2 separate regions of the Homo sapiens genome follow, and region 2 is linked to region 1. Evidence: chromatin loops called from intact Hi-C (ENCODE). Cell type or tissue: endothelial cell of umbilical vein. All regions are shown on one strand. Region 1 has its middle 120 kb from the start of SIRPA. Region 2 has its middle 13 kb from the start of SIRPB2.

Evidence for each region. Peaks named below come from ENCODE experiments on the same cell type or tissue, not always from the same donor. Only the 100,000 strongest peaks of a DNase experiment are listed, where the experiment ranks them.
Region 2: it touches region 1 in a loop (7-fold over the local background); 22 of 110 quality-filtered maps call a loop at or near these places.

The regions. Positions count from the first base shown.
Region 1 is chr20:1,774,860-1,779,859 of GRCh38, reverse strand. It overlaps the pseudogene LOC100289473. Among named protein-coding and RNA genes, the nearest start is that of SIRPA, 120 kb to the left of the region's middle. In endothelial cell of umbilical vein, a CTCF peak has its summit at 2,440 (motif pointing right); a DNase peak (open chromatin) is centred at 2,419; H3K4me3 peaks cover 733 bases; H3K27ac peaks cover 517 bases.
Region 2 is chr20:1,501,872-1,506,871 of GRCh38, reverse strand. No RefSeq gene overlaps it. Among named protein-coding and RNA genes, the nearest start is that of SIRPB2, 13 kb to the right of the region's middle. In endothelial cell of umbilical vein, a CTCF peak has its summit at 3,051 (motif pointing right); a DNase peak (open chromatin) is centred at 3,071; H3K27me3 peaks cover 345 bases.

The sequences.
Region 1 (5,000 bases):
GGTTGAAGGACAGTGATGAACATCCAGCCTCAGCTCAGCGCCTGGTGCCTGACAATGGAGGCAATGACTTCATCACCAGCAAGGCATGGGTGACACTGACCCGACAGGATGTCTCATCTGAGATCACCTGCGAAGTCACCCACAGGGCCCTGGCAGAGCCCCTGAAAACAACCATGAATCTCTCCCAAGTGCTCTGAGGTGAATGGGCAGTCAGGTGGGGTGGACATTAACCCTGGAAGCATCCAGCTTTCAGGGTTTTTGCCCAAAGCCTCATTTCATAAATGGGGAAATGAAATTCCTCATGGATTTCTGATCATGTGTATTGTGGTTATAAGCGCAGGTTCCAGGGGCTCGCTGTCTGGGTTTTAATCCTAGCTGTGCCACTTTACAACTTGTGGGATCTTGTGAGTTACTTGACTATTTAATACCAGTTTCTTTATATAACAGGAAAAAAATGAGGACCTACTTCATAGCTGTCCTGTGAAGATTAAATGAATTATTCCTTATAAAACACACATAACAGTGCCTGGCATGCAGTGACTTACTTACGAATGTTTGATCTTGTTATTATCTGGTCCCAGACTCCCTTTCTAAACATCTTTGTTCTATTAATGTCATTGTTACAGTTTTTTTTTTAAATGTTTATTATTCATTTAATAATAATGAATATCCACTGTATGCCAGACCCTGTGCTCAGTGCTGGGGATGCAGCAACGAGCAAAATAAAGTCCCTGTCGTCATGGGCATCACCTTTTACTAATTCTTAAAATTATATTTTCTGATATGAAATATTTCAAAAATACAGAATATAGCAGACACCCAGGTACCCTTACCCATATTTAATGAATATTAACATTTAGCCCTATTTGCTTTACATTACGCATACAAGAAAAAAATATTTCTTTAAAAAAAGGCGAGAGACCTTGAGGCTGTTCCCTGGGAGAGGGAAGCATGGGTGGCCACAGGCAGGGGCTGATTTCACCAGGTCTTACTTCCTATTCCTCTGTCTAGTTGTCCCCACCCTGAAGATCACCACTGAAACCTCTGGGACCCATGTACATGTGCAAGACAGAGTGAATCTCACCTGCCACGTCCTCCACTTCTATCCCGCCCACCTGCGACTCACCTGGATGGAGAACAGGAGCATGATCCAGACCCTGGTGTCCCCTCGTCCCCTCAGGCCACCAGAAATCCAGATGGGACATACTCTCTGGAGCACACGTGGCAGGCAGAGGCCACGCTGGAGGAGCGTGAGTTTGCTTGCTGGGTGGTCCACGATGAGCAGCCCCCACTCAAGGCCAACGTCACCCTGCAAGCCCAGGTGCGCAGGCAGGGGAAAGGTGGGTACAGCCTCTGGCCCAGCCCCTCTGGACATCCCCTGTGGGCAGCACGGCTGGGGAGGGTCAGAGACTCAGGGCGGCATTGGATGATGGTGAAGGAAGGAAGGATACCCGCAGCTGGTGATACAACTCTCACACATTCGCCCCCAGACTCCACTTCTCACGCCTTCCTCCACACCCTCCCCAAGAAGAAAGGGTGGGACTCCCCTTCCCTAATTCCATGCATTCTTGATGTTGAAAGTTCTCCACCTTAACACTTGACTGCAAGAAATGGCAGAGGTTAAGGACTGCTGAGCACCAAAGTGCCTTCTAGAAAGGCTATTAATCAAGACTGGCACAGTTGAAAGTTTCTGGATGGCAACTTTAAACAGAGGCCAGAATTCTGAATTCAGCTGGAAAAGAGGGTCCATGCACGGCCTTACGTAGGGTCAGGGCAGGCCCTTACACGGGGTCAGGACAGACCCTTACATGGGGTCAGGACAGGCCCTTACACGGGGTCAAACAGATCCTCCTCCTCCTTTCCCTTTCCTTTTCCCCCTCACTTTCCTTCTCCTTCCATCCTTCTCTTTTTCCTTGTCCTCTTCACTTTCTCTCTTTTTTGAGTATTTTTATATTATCTTATTATTATTTTTTTAACTTTGGTTTTAGGTCTGGGCCCATGTGCAGGTTTTTACATAGGTAAACTGTGTTGGGGGCAGTTTGGTGTACAGCCTCTGTTATTTTTTGACTTTTTAATAATAGCCATTCTGGCTGGTGTGGGATGGTATCTCATTGTGGTTTTAATTTGCATTTCTTTAATGATTAGCGATGAACATTCTTTCACATGCTTGTTTACCGCGGGTGTGTCTTCTTTTGAAAAGTAGCTGTTCACATCCTTCGCCCACTTTTTAATGGTGTTATTTTTTTACTTGTTAGTTTATTTAAGTTCCTTATAGATTGTGGATCTTCGACCTTTGTCGGATGCGCGCTTTGCGAATATTTTCTCCCATTTTGTGGGTCGTCTGTTGGCCGTGCTGATCGTTTCTCTGGCCCGCCTTGCCGCCTGGAATCTCTGCCTCCGTCTCTCGCTCACTCTTTGCGGCCTCAAACCGTTTTCTCCACAAGAGGGAGCTGTCGGCCGGCAGTTCAGACCCAGAGAGCGCGGGCGGCGCTCCTTCCGCCCGGCTGGGATGAGCTCGGGAGAATGAACTACCGGCCCAGAGGCTGGGATGAGCTCGGGAGAATGAACTACCGGCCCAGAGGCTGGGATGAGCTCGGGAGAATGAACTACCGGCCCAGAGGCTGGGATGAGCTCGGGAGAATGAATTACTGGCCCAGAGTGGGCCGGCTGGGCGGTGGGGGCGCTCAGTGTCCGAGAGGGTGGGTGGAGGTCATTAGGATCGGCCGGGCCTTGTGAGCTAGGGGTAAGCCAGCCTATGGACCCACAGCCCTCCAGAACCACGTGAAGTCAAAAAGGACAGTCCCCTGGGGGCAGTGAGGGTGGATGCCTCGGAGTATTACAGCGCAGGCCGCTGCCAGGGTAAGGGTGCCGGACCGGCAACAACAGCCCATCTTCCCACCAGGGCCCTCCACCTCGCATTCTCTCTCTCCCTGACGGAATTGGCCTCTTATCTGGCTGCTGTAAGAATTCTTAAGAGGAATGATCCCACTCAGCTTTCAGTCTCCCCGTGCCTTTTTGTCTGTTGTCCAGCAGAGAGAAGAAAAACACTCACCCAGCAGGATATACAGGTCTGGCTGAAAAACTCAAAACTGGTCCTTTCTGATCAGAAGCAAGTTACGATACTTCTTTATTGACTCATGCTGGTTTTTTCTTCTTTTATTTTTCTCTTTTGCCTGCATGCGGTATATCTGGCCCACTGCTGCAACATTAACCCCCTGGGAGCATCCTTTTGATTATATGGCTCCGCTATGCAGCTTTGTGGGGCCCCGTGGTCTGCAGGGGGAAGGGCAGCCCCTTCCTTTTCTGGCATTTAGGCCCCTTTCTATTTGGTGTTAACAAAGCATTGCAGCTATCCTTCCCCAACCTGGCCCATAAATGCCTTCATCAGCACCCTCACCTGTTACGAACTCCCCACTCTGTCTCTGTTCCTACTGGGTGACACCCGTAGAGCATTTACTGCACACTAGGCATCCTCAAATACATTATCTGATCCTACAACAGAGCCCAGAGCTAGCACAGGGACCAAGGTCTCAGAGGTTCCAAACAGCATAGCTGGGGTTAGAATGCAGGCGTGTCTGTTCAAAAATTCAATGTGTTTTTCTGCATTTTTCTTTCCTATCCTGCCCGAGAATACAAAGCTTAGTGTTATCTCAAGTCTCTTCTCAAATCTCAATTTTAAATGCTCTATTTCTGATATTTATTTCTTCCTGAATTGTGTGGTCTTATCGGTCCATACCAGTTAGTTCTCACAATTAGTATTTAAACTACAAGGGCGTTCCCAAAGTCCCCCGACCTGGGGTTTTATTCCATTTACACCCATCTTCCGTGATTAGACTCTCACATCCTTGAAGCAGGGACTGGCTCTTATGTTTCGAGGTGGCCAAACGTCGGAGTCAAACAGATCAGTGTCCCCAGCCATGTGACCTAAGACAAAACAACTCCCTTTCTTTTTTTGAGATGGAGTTTTGCTCTTATGGCCCAGGCTGGAGTGCAATGGTGTGATTTCAGTTCACTGCAATCTCTGCCTCTCGGGTTCAAGTGATTCTCCTGCCTCAGCTTCCCAAGTAGCTGGGATTACAGGCACACACCACCATGGCCAGCTAATTTTGTATTTTTAGTAGAGATGGGGTTTCACCGTGTTGGTCAGGCTGGTCTCGAACTCCTGAACTCAGGTGATCCACCTACCTCGGCCTCCCAAAGTGCTGGGTTACAGGCGTGAGCCACCACACCTGGCCGCAACTCCCTTTCTGAGTCAAGTTTTCCATTGTTGTAATGACAATTGTTATACCCACCTCAAAGAGCCCTGCTTAAGATTCCTTTCCTTGACTCCTGCTTGGCATCTGGACAATGGGGCCCATAGCAAGTTCTCTGCAGTGACTGTTTGCAGTTTCCACAGTGCCTAGCCCAGAGCTGAGCTGCAAGTAGGACAATATTAAAGGTCATTGGTTAATATAGAGCCAACTGTGCAGAAGTAGAGGCAGCTATGATGTAACAGAAAAAGGCCTTGGCTTGGAGTCAGAATTCCTGGGTTACAATGTCAGTTCTGTTCACTGTGAGGCCCTTGGATGAGTCACTAACCCTCCCTGAGCCTTTTCTTTATCTGTTAATATTAAAAATATGATTAATAATAATTCCTTGGATGGTCATTGTGAGTATATGGTGCGGAGGGCTACCGTTTATATAGTGATTACTGTGTGCTACATATTCTACACTAGTTACATCACTTAATTTATTAATTAACTCTGAGAGAAATGCAAATCAAAACCACAATTAGATACCATCTCACACCAGTCAGAATGGCAAGTATTAAAAACTCAAGAAATGACAGATGCTGGCAAGGCTGTGGAGCAATAGGAACGCTTTTACACTGTTGGTGGCAATGTAAATTAGTTCAACCATTGTGGAAGACAGTGTGGTGATTCCTCAAGGATCTAGAACCAGAAATACCATTTGACCCAGCGATCCCATTACTGGGTACATACCCAAAGGAATATAAATCA
Region 2 (5,000 bases), 270 kb after region 1:
CTCTCTTCTGATACTTTTGTCCAGTCCAATGGCCTTATATATCATTGAAATATAGCTCAAGGACTCAAATTTATTTCTCCAGCTGGGACTTCCCCCATGAATTTCATGTCCATCTGTCTACTCAACAGCTCCATTTGTCTGCCCAATAATATCTCAAAGCTTACATCCCAAAATCTGGCCTTCTGCTTATCCCCCAAAACTCTGCTCCACCCACAGACTCCCCCATTTCGGCTGATAAGAACTCCATCTCTCCAGCTGATGAGCCAAAAACCTAGGAGGTATGCTTGATTCCTCTCCTCTCTTATCCCGCTCCCTTTATGTCAGGAAATTACATTAGCTTTAAAATATATTCAGAATCTGACTATTTCTCACTATCCCCATTGCCAGATTTCACCCTTCATCCTCTCGTTCCTGGATTGCTGCCATTAGCCCCTCACTGGTCTCCCTATAGCCAGCATAGGAATCCTTTCAAACAAAGGCCAGATCATGTCCCACCTCTTCCCAAAACTTGCTACAGCTGCTCATCTCACTGCAAGTAAAGCCAAAGTTCTTACCTTGGCCCTCACAGCCCCTCACCACCTGCTTACCCCAACCCCCTTTCCCTGGTCTATATTTCTTTCCACAGGCCTTATCACTTTCTAAGATACTATATCATTTACTTATTTACTTTATTTATTATTGTGTATTGCCTGCCTCCCCAATTGGGATGTGTACTTCAGTTAATAAGGACAGTGAGTTTTGTCTGCCTTATTCACTGATGTATCCTAAGCACCAAGAATAGTTCTGGTACATAGCGCATGCTAATATTTGTTGAATGAATCAGTGACTACACCCTACAATCTCTCATATTGGGGTGAGAGCAGAAATGAAGAGAAGGATGAATAGACAGCAGGAGACAGAGGGGGAGAAAGAAGAGAGAGCCCCTAGGTCTAGGGCTGCAGAGAACATTCCTTAGTCCTGCCAGCTCTAATAGCTTGTCCCATGATCTGTGGCTAGAAGTTATCACAATATTTATGAAAATCACTCTTTGGGAAGGTAGCAATGAATACTGGATAGTAAGAAGGAGTTTGTGTGCTTGTTCTGGCCTCAAACCCAGGGCTGATCAATGTCTACCATTTCCCTGGCTCCTGAAAGATGCATTCTCTGATGTGGAGCATTGTCATGTGTCATTACCAGGTTCCAGGGAGGGAAAGTGAAGAAAGAGCTGCCCTTTGCTTCACCTCTTCTGAGTAACAGGGTTGAAATTCTCTATCTTCTCTCTGGCTCCAAGCACTCTCCTGCCCTGCCCCTCCCTTCTTAGGATAAATCCAGTTAACAGAGCCTGAGGCCCCAGGCACCATGACTGGCCACATCCAGTCCACCCACATCGGTGGCCCCTGGCCAACTTTACTGCCAACCCTACTTGTGGGATGCTCCTGTGTATAGGATAAAGCACACAGAACAAGGTGCTGGGAGGCTGAACCCAAAGGCTACTAACATGGCAGACCAAGACGAGCGAGAAAGGAAAAGCCCATACAAAATAACAACAACCTTCCCCAATTTCTTTCCAAGTCAAGTTTACCCAAACTTGTTGAACAGTCTCCCTTTGTGTTCCTGTCCCTGTACCCAGTTTATTGAACAAGCTGGACTCAGTAGGGTTGAAGCAGAAAGCTGCTTCATTCTTCTTCACCACTGCCCTTTCAAATCTGCCAAATTATTCCTCCTAAGAGGCAGTAATGGTACCTATTATTCAGGTAATAAAAATTGCAATCTCTCATTCAATATGAGTGATGGTGGGCTTCTTGGCTATTTTCCACCTTGCTCTTCCATTCTTCTTTTCTCTCACTGCCACCTCTGGAGCAGAGGAAAGGGGAAACTAAGGACTAAGGCTGGGGTGATTTATGACTTGCCCATATTCTTGCCACCTCATCAGGCCAAGGGCAGGATTTAAACCCAGATCCCCCTGACCAGAAGCAGAGGTCTTTCTGCTCCACTGCAGCTATAACACATTTATCTCTCTTTCCCTCTCTATAACACACACTCGCCATAACACACGTATCTCTCTCCCTCTCTCTCTCTCTCTCTCTCTCTCTCACACACACACACACACACACACGGTGTGGGGAAGGCGTTTAGGTCCTTCCTAGCTAGACATTCTGCTGCCGAAATAATGATGCCTGAATATTTGGTGAGAACAAAAGCGCTGCATACATAGGCATGTCAAAAGGAAGCCTAAAAATATTTAACAGACACAAAAAATAGTCGGAATCCAGGTGTTCAGGCTGCTTTAGGGAGGTGTTGCTTCCCGGGATGTTGGGAGACTACCAGATAAATGCTCACGAAACAGCACAGCTCAGATCAATTACATCACGTAGAAAATCGGACAGAAGAGGACTTGCTTCCTTACTGATAAAAGACCTAAGACTAAGGCTGACCTTGACCAGGGTATACAACCAGGGTGATTGAAAGAAATCCCACTCCAAGTGGAGCCGGGCTACATAGGACCTGGGGTGGAAGATAGATCCAAGGAGCAAGACGGAGGGATCTAGCTCCAATTTCTAAGTCCTGGACAAGGGAAACCTGTGTCACTGTGTTGTACACTGGAAACTGCTCAGCTACGTTGAGTAGTGAAGTAAAAAATGAAGTATTAATTTAATGAAAGTACCCAGCATGGCCCTGAGAAAGTGCACTATTTTATTGGGAAAAAAAAAAAACTTTGTTAAATATTATAAGGTGCTCAGTAGCATTAATAATCATGCAAACTGGGAAGAAACCCCAACTCCTGACTTCTCTTTGGGAGGGGAAAGGAGTGGAACATTGATCCAATATTTTGACTTTTTGGGGTGCTGCCAAAGGACTAGTTTCCATCTTGCCTGAATTTAAATGCTGACGGGAATGAGGACCAGGTTTGAGGCCACTGAAAACGAAGATGATCAACATGACTTGGTCTAGCACCAAAATATGCAGTATCACAGATAAATAATAGGTGGAGCTATTAGTTTGTTCTAGCATCAGTCTGCAGTATCACAGACAGAAACTAGGTGGAACTTCAGTACCGTGGCTTACTGCAGCACCAGCCAGACCGCAGCATCATAGGCAGACACTAGAGGGAGCGCTTCAATAGAAAGACCTCTTCCGTTACGTGATTACACACTAAGTCCCAAAAGGGTGCATTCCCAGAGAAGGGTTGACAGGTCTCCAGATTCTCTAGCCAGGCTGATTGGAGAAAGTCCTCCCTGTAGAAAACCAGACCACAAAGACTGCACGGGGTAGCTGAGTTTTCAAATGCCAAAGTACCAAGAGAAGATAAGAAGACATATAAAGGGACAGGAAAACATGGCCTATTCAAAGAAACACATTACATCTCTAGAAACTGACCCCAAAAAAATACACGAATTATCTGACCAAAAAAATGCAAAATAATAATCATAAGAATTTTCAATGAATTAAAAGAGAGTACAGACAGACAACTAAATGAAATCAGGAAAACAATGGATGAACAAAAAGAAAATATCAAAAAAGAGATAGAAGCTATGAAGAAGAACCACACAGAAATTCTGGAACTGCAGAATACAATAACTAAATTTAAAAATCCACTAGAGGGGCTTAGGAACAGATGTTACCAAGAGAAGAAAGAATCAGCAAATTCAAAGACAGGAGTTTTGAAATTACTGAAGCAAAGGAGAAAAAAAGAACTAAGAAAAGTAAAAGGAGCATAAGAAACTTATGGGACACTATGTGTAACATTATGGAACAACCTACACACTATGAGAATCTAAGACAGACAAGAAAAAGAGAAGGCACCACAGAGACTTTTAAAAAAAATGATGGCTGGAAATTTTTCTAATCTGAGGGAAAAAGTAGACATACAAATTCAAAAAGCTCAACAAGCTCCAACCAGGACGAATCTAACAGCATTTACACTAAGACACAATTAAACTGTCAAAAATAGAAAAGAGGCTGAAGTGGGAGGATCACTTGAGCCCAGGAATTTGTGGCTACAGCAAGATGTGATCACGCCACTGCACTCCAGCCTGGGTGACAGAGGGAAACTTTGTTTTAAAAAAAAAATGACAAAGAGTGAATCTTGAAAGCAGCAAGAGAAAAGCAACTTGTCACATACAAAGGAGCTCCTATTAAATCATCAGCTAAAGTCTCAACAGAACCCTTGTAGGCTAGAAGGAGTGGGATGTGATGAGAGAAAAAATAACTGCCAACAAAGAATACTATATAGTACTAAACTGCCTTCAAAATGAAGGGGAAATGAAGACTTTCCTGGATAAACAAAACTGAGGGAATTCATCACCATTAGACCTGCCCTGAAAGAAGTGCTGAAAGGAATCCTTCAAGTTGAAATGAAAAGATGATGAATGGCAACACAAAGCCATACAAAAGTATAAATCTACCAGGTAAACATAAACATAGAGACAAATATAAAATCTGGAAGTATTGTAACATAGCTGTATAAATCACTTTTGAATTTGGTATAGAATTTTAAAAGCGAAAGCATGGGAAGTAACTAAAAATCTATGTTGATGAATACACAATATAAAAAGAGGTAATTTGTTTTGTTACAGTAACATAAAGAGGGCAGAGAAGTAAAGAAGTAGAGTTTTTATATGCAATTTAAGTTAAGTTGTTATCGGTTTAAAATATCTTGCTATAACTTTAAGTCTCTTTGTGTAGTTGCAATGGTGATGACAAATAAAATATGAATAGAATACCAATGCTCTTCAACTTATGATGGGATAACATAAGAATAAACCCATCAGAAGTCAAAAATATTGTAAGTCAAAATTGCATTTGATGCTGGCAACACAGCATACTGTCCCTGACTTATGTTCAACTTACAAATTTTCAACTCTACAATTATGCAAAATAATACACATTTAGTAGAAACCATAACCCCATTGTAAATCATAGGAACTTTTTATCTTATGCTGGGCTTACATTCAGGTACTGTCTGTATACACAAACAGAATTGAAAAGAGAATCAAAATATGTCAGTACAAAACATACAA